Linked DNA regions of Mus musculus: region 2 is linked to region 1. A link is a loop called in an ENCODE intact Hi-C map of the cell type or tissue named here. Cell type or tissue: gastrocnemius. All regions are shown on one strand. Links, peaks and the distances in the headings refer to the core of each region. The heading gives the core; the rest is flanking DNA. Region 1 holds the start of Mir680-3 (microRNA 680-3). Region 2 overlaps Atxn7l1os2 (ataxin 7-like 1, opposite strand 2).

Evidence for each region. Hi-C counts contacts between places; a loop is a spot of excess contacts. Peaks named below come from ENCODE experiments on the same cell type or tissue, not always from the same donor. Only the 100,000 strongest peaks of a DNase experiment are listed, where the experiment ranks them.
Region 2: a loop joins it to region 1, with 4 times the contacts of the local background. A loop is called at or near these places in 15 of 42 quality-filtered maps.

What each region holds. Positions count from the first base shown.
Region 1 is chr12:35,186,616-35,196,767 of GRCm38, reverse strand. Mir680-3 (microRNA 680-3) reads left to right here and starts at 1,871; the gene lies at 1,871-1,957. In gastrocnemius, for the core only: a CTCF peak has its summit at 4,402 (motif pointing right); a DNase peak (open chromatin) is centred at 4,394; H3K4me3 peaks cover 590 bases; H3K27ac peaks cover 317 bases.
Region 2 is chr12:33,384,093-33,394,244 of GRCm38, reverse strand. The region is part of intron 1 of Atxn7l1os2 (ataxin 7-like 1, opposite strand 2); the gene reads left to right. Among named protein-coding and RNA genes, the nearest start is that of Atxn7l1os2, 5.6 kb to the left of the region's middle. In gastrocnemius, for the core only: a CTCF peak has its summit at 5,240 (motif pointing left); DNase peaks (open chromatin) are centred at 2,854, 4,366 and 5,219.

The DNA.
Region 1 (10,152 bases), core at 1,266-9,265:
ACAAAGCCAAGAATCACTTGGGTTCTAAAGCAGTGTGCCTAGGATACTGGATGAAAAGTTCTGAAGGAAAAACTCATTGAACGTTCCTGATACCCCACATACCACAAGGACATGCAGACCATCTTGGTCAGCTCTCTCAGGATATGATATGATCCCAATCTATGTCCTTACAAAAGCCTAAACTCTCCTCCTTTATCACATGACCTCAGCAGACACAGAGGAAAGCAGACAAGTGTGACATGAAGCCCTGGGGACCTCAGGGAGAAATTGAAGTAGCTTCTAAAAATGTTCCCATCCTGTTTGGGTGTGTATAGCACCAGCTGGCCTGACAGAAAGACCCAGGTGGCTTGAAGCTGAATCCCTCTCCAGCAGAAGCAGGTTGACGTGGTGATGAGCCGCAAGGGGAGAGGGAAGGGCATGAAGGAGTTCTTTCTGGTGGTTATGCAGTGATGAGGTCTCAGGTCACCACAGGTTGGTCACCTGAGGAGCTCTAAAACTGCTAGCCAGGAACAGAACAAGATATCAGTATGTTCCTAAGCTTCCCAGGTGATCCTCATGTGCAACCCAACATAGAGTTTTTGTAATAAATAAATAACAAAACACCAAACAAACCAAGTCTGAGATCAAGCCAGGAAGACTCCTGTGAGATGCATCTAATGCATCCAGGAGTGTAGGGAGACTCTCCAAATACAGTGTGGTTTGAACAGGAATGGCCTGCGTAGGCTACTAGATTCAAATGCTTGATCATCCGTGAGTAGCACTATTAGGAGATGTGGCCTTGTTGCAGAAAGAGTGTCACTGGAGGTAGGCTTTGAAGGTTTCAAATGTTCAAGCCAGTCCAATCTCTCTCCCTCTCCTTCTCTCCCCCACCCCTTCTCTCTTTCTGCTGCCTGATGATCCAGGTGTAGAACTCTTGGCTCCTTCTCCAGCACCATGTCTGCCTACATGCTACCATACTTCCCACCATCATGGTAATAGACTAAAGCTCTGAATGGTAAGCCAGCCCCAATTAAATGTTTCCCTTTATAAGTGTTGTCAAGGCCACGGTGTCTCTTCACAGCAATAAAAACCCTTACTACCACTGATCTTGCTTTAAGGAGTGCAAGCAGAAGCAATTTCACACAGTGACCTTCTTATTCTAGGTATAATGCTGTCTTGTGGAGAGCCGTGCCGTGAGCAATCGCCATTATAAGATGGTGCTGGCACCTAACTAGTAAACAAGCCTTATGCTCAAGTGCAAGAATGAATTCACACCCAGTCACTGCCCATCTTGGGGTGTAGTAATGGGGTGATGGGCGAGCTAATCAGGTGCTGTCATGCCACATCAGGTGCTGAAACATCACGCTGAGGGCTATATAACCAGCACCATTTTCCGGGTTCGGGGTCTTCCTTATGTTGAAGCAATAAAAGCTTTGCCTTAGAAGGATCCGGTTGTCTGAGTGAATTCTTGCTGGCGAGATACTAGCTCGGGCAAGACTGTCTACCAAAAACGAGTTTTTCCCAATGTTTCTCATTTGTCCAAATACAGCATGCAGGGTCCCATTTGCAGGCAGATTTAGATCCAATCCTTTTGCTCTGGCTGCTCTCTATTGCTGTGATGGAGCATTCTGAGCAAAAGTACCTTGGGAGGGAAGGGTTTCAGACGGTGTTTGTTTGTTTGTTCTGTTGTTTTCCATTTGCTTGTTTATCCCGTCCCGCAAGATTCAGTTATTCGTGGGTGCGAGGGGGACCGCAAACCTGTAAGGAAATGGGATTGGAAGAGAAAAGAGAAGTGGATGACCAAGTAGATTGTACCTATCAAGGTCTCCGTTTATTATGCTGAGGTGCCTGGTTTTAAAGCATACATCTCGGGGAATAGGGAGGGGCCGAGGGGGGATTTAACAAAGAACAAAAAAGGTGGGCATCTGCTGACATGGGGGCAGAAGTCAGGCTCTAGGCAGCAGGTACTCTTCATCTTATCTCCAGAACATAGATCCTCCTTAACAGCCTTGGGATATCAGGCCGGGCTCAGGCGTAACTCATGTCCTTGGATGTCCTGGGAATTCAGGAAGAGATCAGGAAGAGGGGACTATAATTCAGCTTTTACAGCCTCAGGTGCCAGGAAGGGAACAGGGAGGAGGAAGTGACGACCGGCTCCTAGCACGAGGCCATTTGGCCTGTCAGGGTGGGAGATTGTGAAGGGCTCGCTTTCTCACGGTATGGTCTCTGACACTTGTTTGCTTGGTTTTGGCTTATCCATCCTCAACACAGACCATCTCAGACAGAAACTCAAGCTGGGCAGGAACCTGGAGGCAGGAGCTGAAGTATCACCAATGCAAAACCATTGCTTACTGGCTTGCTCTCTGTGATTGGCTCACGATGCTTTCTTTACTTTCTTTCTTTTTTTTTCTTTTTAATCCCACTTTTTTTATTTGTTTTCTTTGTTTCGTTTTGTTTTGTTTTGTTTCTCCAATTTTTAGGTATTTTCTTCATTTACATTTACAATGCTATCCCGAAAGTCCCCCATACCCTCCCCCACCCCTCCCCTACCTACCCACTCCCACTTCTTGACCCTGGCGTTCCCCTGTACTAGGGCATATAAAGTTTGCAAGACCAAAGGGCCTCTCTTTCCACTGATGGCTGACTAGGCCATCTTCTGCTACATAAGCATCTAGAGACACGAGCTCTGGGGGTACTGGTTAGTTCATATTGTTGTTCCACCTATACGGTTGCAGACCCCTTCAGCTCCTTGGATACTTTCTCTAGCTCCTCCATTGGGGACCCTGTGTTCCATCCAATAGGTGACAGTGAGCATCCACTTCTGTGTTTGCCAGGCATAGCCTCACAAGAGACAGCTATCACAATGCTTTCTTATACAAAACTGGAGCAACTGGCCCAGGGTTGCACCGTCCACTGTGGAAGGGTCCCTGGTCCATCCATCAATACTCCAGAAAATGCCCCCACAGACTTGCCTACAATCCAACCTGATGAGAGCATTTTCTCAGTTGACCGTTCCCTCCTGTCATAATGACATCAACTTGAATCAGGTTGACAATGCTAGCCAGGGCAGCATTCCATGTGACATCAATCATTAAATAAATAGAAATTTGAGGTTACTAAGGATGTAGTCATTGTTGTCTAGGGCTAAGGCTCTGAGCTGCAGTGGCAGCATTCTTAGGAGACTTGATGGCAATTTAGAGTCTCCGGTCTGCCTAAAGCTGTACAGATATGGCTAGCTGGCAACAAAGTGATGAAATCATACCAGACCAAAACAGACAACAGAGTGAAAGAAAATGCTCCCTGACTTGTAAGACAGCCAGAAAGACTTAGAAAAGGGGACAAAAGAAGTATGTCAAAAGCAGGCATGCTGGAGTGGTGCTTCCATGGCAGAGGGGCCGGCTTGCATGAGGCCCTGTGTTCAGTCCTGAAAATAAAAACAAAATGGCCGGGGGAGCGGGGCAGGGAGGCAAGGATGCTAGTGGAGGGGAGCAGGGGGCAGGGATGCCAGTGTTTGCCAGTTGTTCTGTTTTACTTCATGATCACCTCAGGAAGGACACACATGGAGTCAGAGTGTTTAAAACTTGAGTGAGAAAAACAAAGTGAGCACACAAAATCATAAGAACAAATATGGAAGGCTGGGTGGGGAGGACAGAAGGGAAGGGTGACAATAAGCTGTAAATCAATAAGCAGGTATCATCAGCCAAGTCATTAGCCATGTGGATCTACAGGTCAGAGTGTCTGACTTTCCATAGGACTCAGTGTCCTTGGGATCCTCTAGACATGAGTCACTGCTGGGGTCTATTGCTCAATATTTTTCTTTATTTTTTTCTTAAATTTCTGGAATATATTAAGTAATATTATTATCTTTAGGTAAGAAGAAACACACTGGGATGATTTTTGAACACCAGTATTACATAATAGAGCCTTGTAAATGAACTTCATTGGATACAATGGAGATTGTGGTATTTGATATCACGTATCTATATTCAAATATACCTTTATGTATGTGTTAACATAATAGTGCTCAATGTGATGAAGCAAATAATTATCTCTATCATTTAATTATATCTTAATTCATAGAGCATATGATTTTTTTAAGTATATTGGAGTATGGTAGAGGAACCCATGGCTCTGGCTGCATATGTGGATGGCCTTGTCTTGTTGGACATCAGTGGGAGGAGCTTGGACCTGAGGATGTTTGATGCCCCAGTGTAGGGGAATGCCAGGACGGGAAGATGGGAGTGGGTGGGTGGGTGAGGGAGCACCCTCATAGAGGTAGGGGGAGAGGGGAGAGGATAGAGGGTTTCCGAAGGGGAGACCAGGAAAGGGGGGAAACATCTTGCTCAAATTTTTATTACTCTTTGGTGTGTTCGGCAATCACAGCGAATTCCTTCGGCTTTATGAATCAGGTCGCCACTAGGTGGCAATGTTGGTTCATAAATGCTTGAAAGCAAGGCTAACCATAAAAGAAAGAAACCAACTGACATCTGTTTTCCAAAAGTCAGAACAAATAACACACTCAGCAAAAACATAACTAAAACGTGAAATCACACAAGGTCATCCGTAAGGGATCAGCTGAGCAGTGGAAAGAGACGGGGTTCAGATGATACACAGAGCCGGCTGAAGAATACAGCAGGCTAAGAGTTTCCAGAAAGGTCAGCCTGGGGGGAAATCCAGGGAACCTGGACACGTGACTGTGGCAGTGCCTCCAAGGGGACTGGCACCTTGAGAGGGTGAATGTGATTTAAATATAATATGTCCTCATAGCCTCCGGTATTTGCACACTTGGACTCCAGCTGCGATGACACCGTTTGAGAGTTTGTGGAACCTGGAAGAGTTAGAGCCTAACAGGAAGACCCAGGCCATTAATGGGTGCCTTATAGACTTCGCTACTCAAGCAGACATCTATGCGTCCACGTCTTTACCCCAAGAAGGCTGCCACGACTCCTGCCTAGACTGTCCGTCCCATAATCAGCCATCAAATGCAGAAACTATTGCACATGCCAGCAAGGTTTTGCTGAAAGGAACCTGATAGAGCTGTCTCCTGTGAGGCTTTGCCAGTGCCTGGCAAATACAGAAGTGGATACTCACAGTCATCTATTGGATGGAACACAGGGCCCCCAATGGAGGAGCTAGAGAAAGTACCCAAGGAGCTGAAGGGGTCTGCAACCCTATAGGTGGAACAACAATATGAACTAACGAGTACCCCCCCGGAGCTCGTGTCTCTAGCTGCATATGTATCAGAAGATGGCCTAGTCGGCCATTATTGGGAAGAGAGGCCCCTTGATATTGCAAACTTTATATGCCCTAGTACAGGGGAACGCCAGGGCTAAGAAGTGGGAGTGGATGGGTAGGGGAGCAGGGCGGGGAGAGGGTATAGGGAACTTTTGGGATAGCATTTGAAATGTAAATGAAGAAAATATCTAATTAAAATTCTGCATAATATAATACAAAAAAAGATTTAAAACATTTTTAAGATTTGTTTACTTTTAAATTTTTACTTACATGTACATGTTCATGTAACCTCAGGCCATTTGTGTGTGGATGCTCTCAGAAATCAGAAGAGGGACTCTGAAGAATTACAAGCAGCTGCAACCTGCCCCCCGTGTGTGCTAAAAACCAAAGTCCAGTTCTTTTGGAAGAATAGCAAGTGTTCATAGTCAGGGAGCCATGGTCTCTCCAGTCCCTTTGGTCAGTTCTCAGTCTCATCAAATCTTCAAAGTTAAAATCGCAAAGATTTAATTTTTTAAAAATTTTTTTGTTTTATGTATATGGAAGGTTTACCCGAATGTATATCTGTGCACCATGTACACGCCTGGTGTCTCTGGAGGCCAGAATAGGGCATCTGATATCCAGGAGCTGGAGCCATCGACGGTTGTGAGCCACCCTGCCCATGCATGGACTGGAAGTCTGGCCGTCCAGAACAGCTAGTGCTCTTAACCACCAAGCCATCTTTCCTTAATCTTTCCAAAACCCATAGATTATTCTAAGAAGAAAGATTCCTCTCACATGCCATGTTCAATACCAAGCCTGATGCTGTGTCCAAAGCAAACAACTGTCAAATAAAACTATTACCATACATAAGTGCATATTTTACGGCTAGGGGACTAACTATAGAGGAAAACCAAAAACTATTTAGGCACTAATTCTTTAGAGCATTTTCAAATGGTGAGGGTTTTAATATGTGAAATCACAGGTTTTAGAGAGAGAGAGATTTTTAGAGATACATGGGGGAAATGTTAATATCTTCAAGGTGAGTTTTGCTAATATTTCATTATTTAAAAGAATAACAGGCTGCACAGCTTGTTTACAAAAATAGACCCTTTACCTCTTGTACCATAAGTAGCTCACACTGCTCCGAGTCACTGCTAAGAGCAAAGAGAATCAGGGAAAGCAATGAGAAGGAGCCTTTGGCAGAAGATGCTCGCCCATCTCAGAACTTCAGAACAACCTAGATCAATCACTCTGCTTTTCACTTCACCTGTTAAGTCTCTCAGTTTCGCCAGACCAATTGTCCAGCTTGCCCACTGCCTCCATTTCCCAGGACGTGCACTAGGGTTCAGATCATATCCACTTAGGAAATACCAATAACAAAGAAGAAATTGGAGAGGTTCCGCTTATGCCCATAAAGTTCATTTACAACTCCCTGAAGCAAGACAGGTTGAAGCTAAAAGTATCATTATTTTTGTAGTTAGGAAGTTGGAATCCCTCCCCCACCACGTTGTATGCCTTTGAAAGAGCCCCTTGTTTGCTGCCTGCGCTCTGGCCCACAGGGGGAAATATTCTATCTTTCAAAGGGTTTCTTTCATAAACAGGTCATTCTTTTTAAGTGGGTCCCACTGACTGTGTTTATTAACATGTAGTCGCACTTAAGGAAGGTTTCATTTGGTACTGGGAATAAAGTGGTGCCGGCACTCAGCCATGCCTTTACCTAAAAGAGCAATGGTGTGCAGAAAAGGCCCGGGGCACCTAGAGAGACCAGCACTGTAACAGCTTGCTGAGGCGTTCTTGTACCACTCAAACCAAGCACTGCACATGACGGCAGGAAAATCCCAGAGACCTCTTCTCCCAGTCACAACGGTGGTGAAAACCACCCAGCCTCAGAGTCACCACCATGATTTCTCACCTGAGAGACATCTTTGTCAATACAAGAGAAGCCGAAGATACTCAAGGTGGTAAACAGCAAGTGGACTAACTCAACGAGCCACTTTGTCATGTTTCTCTGCTGGTATGAGGTTGCGTTGCCCTCCATTTTCTAGGTAGGACACCCCTACCTTTGATTTACATCATGACTCAGTTGGCTAGCCCTCCCTGTCATCTTCCTCTGATGTCACATCTCACCATTTGTCTGAATTCTTTGCTCACTGGCCCCTCCCCCCCCACCCCCCCACCCCCCGCCAGAGGTGGAGGGCACAGAAACAAAAATCCATTCCAAGAATACCGTCTCTAGAGATTTATAGGCTTCAATAAATTTTCCTGCAAGGTCACCTCTGAAATTCTTTACAAAGGTAAAATGAGGTTGAAATGTGCAGTCTTGAATGAGGTCAGTCAGATGGGACAATTGGCTGACAAAGGGTGGATGGTGAGGAAAGGCCAGGTTACACTGACTTCTGAAGTACAAACGATGTTAGAAATAGCAGAACAGCCAAGGGCTCTTTCCCCTCCTCCCGACCAGTCAGAATCACAAAGCTCATGTCCAATGCCTAACTTACTGGAAGGGTCTATATTGCCATTCCTACCCAGCTCCAATACCTCCAAACACCATTCCAAACTCAGAGTCTAGTCCTGCCCAATGGCCTCAGAAACCAACACAAGATTTGTTGAAGCCAGAAACCAGAAATTTACACCCAGTCTCAAGTATTAAGAGATGTTTCCCACATACCACTACCTACTAGATCTTCCTTAATATATATATATATATATATATATATATATATATATATATTAAGAGAGAACCCTGACTAATACAGGTGGTATGTGCAAAGTGTACATGACAGATCAGGGACATAATCCTTAGCACACTGTCTACATGTGTGCTTAGAGACCAGGAAGTAAACTCAAACAAGTGAGGGAAATTTTGATATTTCAAAAAAAATGCATTGCTGCGCTATCCTAATAAAAACTAAAACTGATTGAAATTCCTTTTTCTTCAGAGTTTAGAGCCTACACACACACACACACACACACACACACACACACACACTGATTGGATAATGGATTGATATGCCTACGATGATCTCAGATTCCTGCCTTGTATTCTAGAATACAGACGAGTGAGTCTAGACTCTAAATCAATGCATCCAGTTAGGCTATTGGTTGTGGCTTCTTTCTTTTTTGGAAAGTATGATCTATTAGAATAGAGAACGTTTTATTCAGACAACAACCCTAATTGAATGACATTCAGGAGATAGCTTAGCAATAAGCCTTTAGTCCCTTATAACAGACCATGGAGGCAGTCCCTTCTTTACCCACCTCTTCTTTATCTCTTTCTCTCTTCCCAGTGCTAAGGACAAAGCTCAGGGCCTTGTACATTCTGGGCAAGTGCTATTCCATTAAGCTATGTCTCTACCTGCCTACCCTGAAACCCCCAATTTCTATTCCAGTCAAACATATACTTCAACTAAGACTTGTGAACTGGCCATTTTCATTCGAGATTGAGAGCTGAAAGACAGCAAAGGAAAACTGAGGTAAGACAAACCAGTGAGCACACGAGGAATGATGACATCAGCCTGTGTGTATTCATCAGGGTTCTCTGGAGTCACAGAACATATATATATATAACAAATATATATATATATATATATATATATATTTACATGCTGCATTCCAACCAACCCAAAAATTGCCAGCTGTGAACGGAAAGTCTAAGAGTCTAGTAGTCCCTGCTCACTCCCACAAGGCTGAGTGTTTCAGCTAGTCTTTTGTATACTCTGGAGAACCAAAGCATAATTGGCAAAATGAGTGCAATCAAGCAAAGAAGGATCAACCCCTTCCTTCTTGTCCTTATATAGGCTCCAGCTGATGGTATGGCCCAGATTAAGGGTACTCTTCAAGATCTGAATTAAATGTGTGTGTCCATCTGGACCAAAAACATATGTCATCCCACCTCAAGCTCTGGACCAAAAATCTGTGTCTTCCAGCCTCAAGATCCATATCACAGGCATGCTTCTGGATTATAGTTCGTTCCAGATAGATAGATAGATAGATAGATAGATAGATAGATAGATAGATAGATAGATAGATAGATAGATAGATAGACAGACAAAACAAAAATCAAGAAGAAAATGAATGAATAGGGAGACAACACCACAGAAGTACAAAAAAAGAACAGGAAACACTCTCTTTTCTCTTTTCTTTTCTTTTTCTTTTCTTCTATAATTGCAACTCTCTTTTTTTATTTAAGAAAATGTCAGCTTAGTATCACTTTTTAAGCAGTGCAGTGGTGGTGGTAACAGTGGTTTCCTTTTGTTTTGCTATTGAATTGTAGGTGCATCAAACATTTTGGATATTAACTTCTTATCCAATGTATCTTGGCAAGTGCTCGCTCCCATTCTGTTTGCCTCTTTACTTGATTTGATTGTTCTTCGTACTACTTACGCAAGCAAACCTTCTAAAGTCACTCCTGAGGTCAACAGTGATCAATGACTACAAATGGCTTGCAAAGGATGGGGCAGACATCACTGAGAAATACGTGCTGCACTGGCAGAAGGGTAACTCCCAGAGATGTGTGTACAGGGAAGAGACCAAGCCAAGAGACCCAGGTTTCTCTTATCAATCAGTCTCTGCTTGCCATTGAGTCCCACGTGCACCCAAGATGTGTGCACTGTCCTCCAGGAACCTGACACGGCAAGAACACCTGTTGATGAGAAGTCATCTGGTCCTGTCTCTGGGCTGCCTACCTCCTAAGTAACAGCCCAATGACTGAAATTTTGTAGGTAGATTGGGAGAGTCTGTCTCTGGATTGTCCTCCTAGTTACTAAAGCATTATTATTTGACCGAAGTTCTGTTCTATACACTTTCTCAATTCTAGAGAATTCTTGGCAACCCCTATAGGTACCTACCACTTTGTGAAAGATAAATTAAGGAAAGCCTCATACTTGTGTCCTAAATTACTGTGCAAAAATGTATGCACCAATGTAAGTTCAAAAGAGGCAGTTACTTCCATTTCAGTTA
Region 2 (10,152 bases), core at 1,068-9,067, 1.8 Mb after region 1:
ATAATTGTCAAGGCCAAAAACGCTACATAACAGAAATACATAATACAAATTGGCTGATGTATATTTAGGGACAGGCCAGTAATTCTTGGAAATTATCTTTTCCCCAAGTCAAAAACATACTTTAATGATTTTATTTTATTCTTCTTATGCCATTCACGGCAACAAACCAAACATCTGCGACTAGGTCATAGCTCAATGGTATAGCACTTGACTAGAATATCCAGACTGGAGGTTAGATCTCCCGCTTTGCCATAACAATACTCCCAAAATCTAAATGAACAAGAAAAAAAAGACCCTATTTAAAATGGCCAGAGGGGCATAGATGAGTTCAGTGTGAGGGAGGCTCTAGATTTAATCCCGGCAACCTCAAACAAAACATTAACTCATAAATTATAGCAGGATATAAATATGAACACCTGTAATCCCAGGATGAGGAGGGAGGGCAGAGGCAGTTCAGTAAAATAAATTAATGAACAAATTAATCCTTTGAATACAGTCTAATACACAGATTTCATGCATGCTGATGAATGACAGTGGGAAAATATTAAAAGTATTTGTTTTCTGTAATTAAGCCATTATATGTCTATACAAGAAAAATTTGCATATACAGCAAAAACAGTGCAGTTCGTTACATGCAATAGGCTCAAGGCTGGGCTTAGACAGTAAGTGTCTTTAAGACTACCTGGTGGCCCTCTTCACCTGACATTTCCTTAGGCCCAACCAGGCTATTGCGCCCCTTCCTGCCCTCCTTTCCTGTCTTTCCTTAGAACTACCTGTAATCGCACAGCTCCTCTAGACCCTCTTGGCTTTGGCAACCCCATTCCCCACCCCTTTCCTCTGGAACACACACACATGAGGTTGGGGTGGGGAGGGGAAGGGGGAGAGGGGGAGAGGGAGGGGGAGGAGGAGGAGGGAGAGAGAGAGAGAGAGAGAGAGAGAGAGAGAGAGAGAGAGAACTCAGTTTTTATCTTTACCTTCTGGTATCTACAAAAGTCCTGGTATCAGTCTCTCCTCCAGCTTAGCCAGGCTGAGCCCCAGAGCCCTGTAGAGTGCGGTGCTAACCCACTGAATGGCTTGGTCCTCTTCTAGTCCTCCCTGAGTCCTGGGAACGCAGGGGACTACAAGCCATGTGGGTCTCCTCATTCTCATGGATCATCAGCTGACTCAATGCTCAAGGTCAATAGGAGCAGAAACACTGAGCAGGGGGTTGAGAAGCCCTGTGAGCACGACAGTGAATGCCCACACAGGGACTGCTGGTCAGTAGACAGATCAACTTTGCTTATGGTGAATGAAGGCTTATAAGGTTTTTGGGGACTGAGGGTAAGGGCATCCAGGATGGGCAAAGGTCACGGGCTGGGGACTTAGGGTACCTGGCATACCTCATTAGCATGGGGAAGCATTTCAAGAATCTCAGGGGCTAACTGAACAGGTTTTGTTCAGAGAAAGGAAATTGATAAACTAGGAACAAATAGAGACTGTGTGACAGTCCTCAAGTAGAGATGATTTTGGGGGCTTAGAATTCCCGGGACAAGGCAAGAGAAGGAGGAACCCTGTTAACATGGGTAGTCCTCCACTACATGCCAGGCCCCAAAAGGTTATCTAGTCAACGGTAGATTTCTACCTAATTAGCAGTTTTCCCCCAAGGCTGTAGGTGACATTTTCCTTCCCTTCTCCCATCCATAAAAACCATATTTTCATATCCTTGTTCCCTTTGGGATGCCTCTTCGGAGATGCCCAGCCTCTTCACCTGGCATCTGATCAGAAGGGCCATAACTTTATTCACTTTTGCAATAGAATTTGGCCTCACTACCCCTTAGATTATCAAACCAAAAGGCTGCCTAGTGGCACCCTGGATCCCCATATTATTTGGGAATTTTACAATACTGCCACTGATCTGGAAGTAGAAAGAGATTTCTGGTTCCCCATTTCTCTTTTCTCCACTCCAAGCCCTGTTTGGGTTTTTTTTTGGGGGGGGAGGGGGTAGGTGGTAGGGCCCTGGTCTCCCTGCCCCACCCCCACCTTGCTCCCACATGTTGTAAATATCCCATCTTTTAAGTTAAAGTTGATGGATCTATAAGTTTGTTGTAAAGTGAGAGCGAGGCCTGACATAGCAGGAGAAGGAAGAAGCAAAGGAGTAGGCCCAGACGCAGTTGGTACACACACCCACATGGCTGACGTGTGTCTCAGCCCCCTCCTGCAGCATCCTCTGTCCATATCCCCACCTTAAAATTTTCCTATTTCTACGCCTTCTTTGTTCTTAGTTTATTGGATTCAGTTTTGTGGGGACTCAGGCTTCTTTTAACTATGAGTGGCATTAGACTGCTGTCTTGTGGTGTCCCACTTATAATTAAAAGCTGGCTCTGGAGTTGGGAGATGGCTCTCCCTTCTCTAGACCCATGCATGTTTGCTTAAAGGTTTCCTTCAAAATACGATATGGCTTGCCCCATATCAGGCAAGCCACCTGACTGTGTGACAGAGAAAGGAGAGCAAAAAAAAAAAAAGGACAGACTCTTCCTAATGGAGACTATTGTGACTCATCTCATACTCTTTTCGTTTTGATTTAAGTCTCTAAAACTCTTGCTCAAGATTTGTGGGTCTGTTGTGTGAACTTTCTGTGCCTCAAGATTCGCAAACACATTGGGTATGATTTAAACCTAGTATATCTGTTAACTTAAAACACATAACACCAGGGTTGATAGTTTAAATTGTATATATAGGATACCTTTAAGGAAACACAAGGCTGGCTGCCATCTGAGCTGCTGTATCCCCATCTGGATGGAGGCTACCATGTGGCCAACAGCCATCTTTGCTAGAGTTGGAAAGCAAGGACTTTGCCAGGTGACCTCACTCCCACTTGATTAAAGGCGACCACAGGGCACAAGCCAGCCAAGGAAAAACAACTCCTCCTTGGCTTGAGGCCCAAACCAGATGACTCCTCCCCTACCATGCTTCCTTTCCATCATGCTTGCAAGCCTTCCCTTGTTGGCCTCAGAAGAGGTCCACAGCCTCGTCTCACCCTCTCTCTTTAGTCTCCCTTTCTCACTTCTCAGTGATAGGCTACTAAGATCAACCCTCTTGGGTGCCCACTTTAGCCCACTGGCAGCCCTTAGTCCTCTGCTACTTTCTCCTGTTCCACCATGGAAACTCCTTTGTCTCCCCCTACAGGGCCCAAACCTGCCACAGTTCTTCCCTTGCAGAAAGTTGCTAGGGTGGTTTGTGTCAAAGTACACATCCTCCTCTCATTAGGTGAACTCTCTCAAACAGAAAATATTTGGGTCCTGCACTGCAAATTCTTCCACACTTACAAAGGATCATGGTATATCATCCATCCTTACAATGCCTTCTTCCATGATGTCTATATGATTCTCACCAATAATCTCTTCCCAGGGAGCACAGCTGAGTCTGGGACGTGGCTAAGACGCATGCAGACAAAATCCACCAAACTAACACCACCCATCCAGGACTAAGTCAGTCCCCTCGTGGAATTACAACATCCCAGGGGCCATCCTTGCTAGGGACCAATTTATGTCACCTGCCTTCTGACTTGTCTCTATAAGGCCACCCTTAAAGTGGTAAATTATGAAAAATTTACCTCTAGAGGTCATTCAGGACAAACATGAAAACCCATCTCAGTTCCTAGACCACCTTACAAAGGCTCTCTTACAATACACCAATCTGAATCTTGAGACCCCAGATGGAAAACAACTCCTTATGACCTACTTTTTCTTCCAGAATTTTCCTGATGTTAGGGCCAAACATAAACATCTAGAAAATGGACCCCTGACTCCACAGACGGGAGTCTTAGCTGTGGCCTTCAAGGTGTACCATAGGAGAGATGAAAAAAGAGTAAAAACAAAAATACCTGATGCTGGCTAAGGCCTCTCAGCTGGACATGGCAACTACCCAGGATTCCTAGGGAGACCTGGGTCCCTCTCACGAGCCACAATGCACTCTCCTTTTACATCCAACATCTTCATTACCATCCCCAAATAGTCAACAAATTTTATTCTGTCTCCAGCAGATCTTTAACCCTAATGGCCAGGCTTTGTCTCACTATTAAAACTTCCTTACAGCCTACCTCTGAGAAGCTATCCTTTTTAAACAATTAGCTGCTCTAAGTCAAATATTACTACCACCCCTTATCTCTCCCACGACTCTCTCTTCATATCAAAGACTGCTGTAACTCTCCAGGAACACACCGCTTTGTGGGCACACTGGATTCCACAGATTGCAATAATACCTTCCCCCTTAGTGCTACCACCCAGTCCCTATGCCCAAGCATTCACGAGGTCTGGATTCTCTGTAGCACTCAAGTTTATTACCGCCACCCACTGGGTGGTCTGGGACTTGTACCCTGGTCTTCTTTTTTCTGAAACCAGGGGTGGTACCTAAGGGAGGACCCCTGATAGTTCTCATCACAGGGTGTGTAGCACCATGGGCGTGCATCTCCCTGCCGTGCAAGTGGGAGAACCCCAGTTCAGTACCCAGAACCCATGTAAAACAAAATAAAAAAATCCCTGCCTGCAGAGGGTTGTTGGTTTTGTAATCCTGGGGTTGAGTGAGACAGGCTCAAAGGCCTGCCAGCCTAGCTCCCTTGGTGAGTTCCATGCCCCCTGAGCGATCTCCTCTCGAAAACCAAGATGAAACAGGTTGGGAAGTTAGCTCCACAGTTAAGTGAGCTCGGTGCTCTTGCAGAGAAACTGGGTTTATTTCTAGCGCCCACACTGAGTGGGTTTGGATTATAACTGGCCGTAACTCCAATTGCTCATTCTCTATGTTCTATGTTGTGATGCACATGAACTTGCAGACGCGCACATGCACATAAATAAAAAAAAAAAAAAACCTTAAAACTCATTCAGAAAGATAAGGAGCAGTCCTAATGGAGGAAGAAAGGACTGTGTGGGTTTCCAGATGCAGTGGTTTCAGCTCACCATTACAACTGAGGACATCTGCCTTCTTGTAAACATTATTAATTAACTCTCTTGGAGTTACCTGGCTCTGAAGGAAATACCTCTGCTCTTTGTCCTACGGAACTTATAATATTGCAACAGGAGCCTGCTGATCTCTTCCCCAGTTGTTATTTTCTGCTCCAGCAACTCTCTGTGACTTTCTCCACAGTGGTCAAAGCTGTCAGTCTAGATAGAGGACTCCTCTCTGAGGCTCTGAGCGGCTCAGTGTCTGGTTTCTGAAGCCTGCCTGGAAATCGTGCTCAAGGGAAGTGTCCAGACGCCACCTAGTGGAAAGAGCTATCACTGCCCTCACTTCCCGGGCCAAACCTCAGAGCACTTCTTCTTGGATTGTCTTCCAGACCTCCCTCTGCTTCCTATTATTCCTAATCCAGTTAGTGCTTTGAAAGAGAGACTCTGGGTAGAAGGCATGCAGGGCTGCTACTGGGAACTGCTGATACTAGGTCAGGAGTGTTGATTAGAACTATAATCCTAGCACTTGGGAGAAAGAAACATGGCCAGCCTAGAGCAGTGACTGTTTGACAAAACAAGGCTATATATTTTAAAAAGTGTACAGATTTCGATGTATGTGAATCGTTGGTGAAATCAACACAGCACAATAATGAACATGCCAGTCTCTGCCCCTGCCCATCCCACAGCAACCCCTGACCTACTTACTTACCACTTGTGCTTGAAGAATTGCTTCCACTTGGTAAAACTTTATGTAAGTGGAGCCATAGAGCGGTGTGAGGGTGGCTGGCTCTTTCCACTCAACATGCTCATGTATGTTTGAGACTTGTCACATGTCTCAGTGGTTCATCCTCTCTATTGCTGAGTAGGACTCCATTGTGCTAATATGACAGAATTTCATTTATCTGTTGATGGGCATTTGTGTTGTCTCCCTTGGGGTTGTTACAAATAAAGTTACTACGAATGTTCCCTCATGGATCTCTCTGTGGATATATCACTCAATATTTGAGGAGTAAATACTTAGGAATAGAACAAGAGGCAGCTTGGGGCATGTGATGTGGTCCCCATCTCCAAAGACAAAGGATGCTGGAGAGATGGCTCGTAGCTAAGGATGTGTACTGCTTTTGCCAAGGATCCAAGTTTGATTCCTACCACCGCATTAAGTGGCTTAAAGCTCCAGCTCCAAGGGGATCGGATATGTCTATGTCTGGACGCCTCAAGTTCCTAAACTCACTTGCACACATGCACATATGCACATATGCACACACTCACTCTAGATTTAAAAAGAGAGAAAGGAAAGACATGGGGGGAGAGAAGGAGAGAGAGAGAACCTAACTCCTTTGGAAGATGAAGGTACCAATCTATAACTGCAGCACTAGGTATGTGGAAGCAGAAGGACCAGGCTGTGGATATTCTTTGGCTACATGGTGATTTCAAGGCTAGCCTGGGCTACATGAGATCCTATCTCAAAAAATAGGATAGAATGCTAGAACAAAAAATTAAAAAGATTTGCATGCTTAATCTGAAGGTATTAAATGCTTTCGCATGTTTTGATTGGATAGCCAGGACAGACTTGCCCACTGGTGAGCCACATGTGCGTGCAGTGAAAGGCAAGGTCATATGGGTTAGAAGTCCTCAAGAACCTGGGAATGCTGTGAGTCTCCACCCATAACACAGTGAGTCATCTGGGGAGACTTCTCTAAACATCCCTGTCCTTTCCCCTCCAGCAGTCTGGCAATATGGCCAGGGGGTCAAGCATCCAGAGCTGTCCCAGGCAGCTTGGTTTATTATTCCCTAGAGGAGTCTAGAGCTGAGTGACCCTCCTTTCTGATTGTTTTCAGAACCCCTAGTTGCTAAACTGCAGAATATCCCAGGTAATCCGGAGCACTCTTCACTTATGTGCTCCACTCACCCGGAGCATGGGCCGTGGCTCCAGGGAGACTGGTCAGTCTGATTGACTGGCAACTTAAGAGCTACATCTCAGGGTTACTGCTGTGTGTGGAGGGAGGGGCTAGATGACAAGGAAAGTGCGGACACAGAATTGGTCAGAATGGACTGTGGGGTCCCTTCTGTTTTTTATTTCAATCAGGAACAAATGAGAGATGCCTCAGCTTGGAGTTTGGGTTATTAAAAAGTAGGGTTTGGTTATTAAACTTGTATGCAAGACCTCTGTATGCATGACCCCAAGGTAGTTTTGTCAGACTTCTGTAGGGGAAACGTAGAGTTTGGTTATTAAAAGGTAGGTAGGGGCTGGAGAAATGGCTCAGCAATTGAGAATGTTTGTTACTCTTGCAGGGGATCCGAGTTTGATTCCCAGGACCATGGTGGCTCACATCACTTTCAGCTCCCGTTCCAGGAGATCCAGCACCCTCTTCTGGCCTCTGCCAGCATCTGGCACACACAGTGCACTTGCATGCAGGACAAACACTCATACACACAAAACAAAAACTAATGCATCTGTTTAAACGTATAAAGGGGTCTTTGGGATGTATCTCAGTGGTAGAGCGTTTGCCCCAAAGCCCTAGGAAAGAAAAAGAAGTCTCACGGCCATCCTCCTAGCCTGCTCTCTCTGCTTCCTGAGTTCTGGGGTTATGGATACGTGACACCAAACTTGGCACAAGATCAGTAAGTACTAGTTTGCTCTGATCACCACCTCCAATGCTGTCATCTCAGGGAATCCCTGTCCTTGATTCCAAAGCACAGATATGGCTCTCAGGACCAAAATGTTCCTGTCCAAAGGAAGAACAGGGACAAAAATGGAGCAGAGACAGCCGGGGACTGCCCCACCTGAGGTTCCATCCTGTCTGCAGACACCAAACCCGACACTGTTGCTGTGGTCAAGAGGCACTTGCTGACAGGAACCTGGTGTGGCAGTTCCTTGGGAGGTTCAGCTAGAAACCGACCAATGCAGATGTGGATGCTTGGAGCCAACCATCAGACTGCGCTCAGGGACCTCAGTGGGGGAACTGGCAGAAGGACTGGAGGGACACAGGGGCATTGCAACCCCATAGGAAGAACAACATGGGCTGACCTGACCACCCAGTGCTCCCACGGACGAGACTACCAACCAAGGAGTGTACCTGGAGGGACCCATGGCTCCAGCTGCATATGTAGCAGAAGATGGCCTTGTCTGACATTAAGGGAGGGGAGAACCTTGATCCTGTGGAGGTTTGATGCCCCAGAGTAGGGAGATGTTGGAGTGGTGGGGTGGGAGGCAGTGGGTGTGTGGGGGAGCACTCTCATATAGGCAAAGGGAAAGGAGGAGAAGTTGGATGTGGGATGGTGTGTGTGTGTGTGTGTGTGTGTGTGTGTGTGTGTGTGTGTGTAGGGGTAACTGGGAAATGGGATGTCATTTGAGATGTAAACAAATGGAATGATTAATTTTTTAAAAAAGTACAGATGTGGTGTGGTATGGTATGGTATGGTATGGTATGGTATGGTATGGTATGGTATGGTATGGTATGGTATGACTCCTGCTCTGGGGGCAGCTGAAAGTCTTTATCCTCCGGGGAGATGCAGATGGCACACCAGAAAGGAGTGTTTTCTTGTGGCTGGGACAGTGGTCAGATGGCATACAATCTTTCTGCCCTTGCTAAGACTGAGAATACATTGCCCACAATACTACTGAGGCATTGGCATTGGACTTCTGCTGCACGGGGGAGTTGTGAGCTTTTGAGGGCTATCTTGCAACTCAGTTCTCCCAGATGTTATCTTTCAGTGGGAGACCAGGTTAGGCTGCAGTGAAACTTTGAGAACTGACCCCAGAATGGGATTGCCTTTGCAAGAAAGACACACACACACACACACACACACACACACACACACACACACACTGAGGGGAGTCTCACATAGGCCAGGTGGTCCTTTAATTCATTAAGTAGTTGAGGCTAACTTGGAACTTCTGAACCTCCTGTCTCCACCTCCCAGTGCCCGGAGTCCAGCCATGCTCTGCTGTGCTCAGTTTACTCTATGCTGGGACTGGAACCTAGGACCTCTTTTGTGTTAGCGCAAGGTATAGTCTGGGCGGCCTTGAATTCATGATCTCCCTGCCTCATCTTCGATGCTTAACCTATGGGTGAGAGACATCAACCCGACTCCATGATGAAAAGCTCCTTTCTCTTCTAGTGCCCCCTTAGTTGTCTCTGTCTCTCCGGCATGTGTGCTGCTTTGGCTAGAGTAGGCAGTACATGTACTACAGTGGACTGAAGCCTTAGACAGGTCCACCGAGTCTCTCTTCAGCTGGGTTAGGTGAGGTAGCTCTGCCTCTGGATGTTGGTCCACGGGCGCATTGACAAAGCAAATGCTTTTCTCCTTGCTTCCAATGCTTCACATTTATTTACACACCATTAACTCTTTTATTTTTTAATTCAGGTCTTTATTGGTCACCAGCTGTGTAACTGACATTACTTAGCAACTGAGCAGCACTGAGCAGGATGGCCCAGGTCTTGCCTTTTGAGAATACTAATGACAAATTTGGAGTTCAAGTTACGATGGGATAAATGTGGGTTTTTTTTTGGTTGGTTGGTTGGTTGGTTTGGTTTGGTTTTTTTGGTTTGTTTGTTTTTTCTTTCTTTTTTTTTTTTTTTAATAAAAAAGTCAATGGAACACACGCTAATCCCACCAATTTCACACTCTTCACAATGCCACTGGAAAGCTTTCTTGGAAGGAAGATCACATTTAAAGCAATCTGACACATTCTGTGAATGCGTGCGCATGTGTGTGTGTGGTTCATGTGATTGCAAGTACAAATGCATACACATCCAGAGGCTATATACCTTTTAAATTACTATTACATGTGTTTGTATGCATGTATGCATGTCATGCCACAGCACACAGTGGAGGTCAGAGGACAGCTTCATCTGGTAGGTCCTGGGTACTGAACTCGGGTCATTGGATTTGGTAGCACAAGCCTTTATCTGATGCATCATCTAACCAGGCCCCTTTAGTTTCTTTCGTTTCTTTTATCTTCTTCTTCTTCTTCTTTTTTTTTTTTTTTTTTGGAATGGTGTTAATCAAACCAAGGCCCATGTACATGCTCCTTAGACACCTGCCACTGAGCCCTCTCCAGGCATTCTGTCCTGGGAATCAGAAAGGTAAGCTCAGCCAGTGCCCCAGCCCTCTGTACTGGAGAGGGGACCCATGTCCTTGTATAGTGTATGCCACTCCGATGTTCTATTCCTGAACCGTACAGCTAGCTCAAATGCCTGTATATGTCATCATGATGCAGGCATATGGA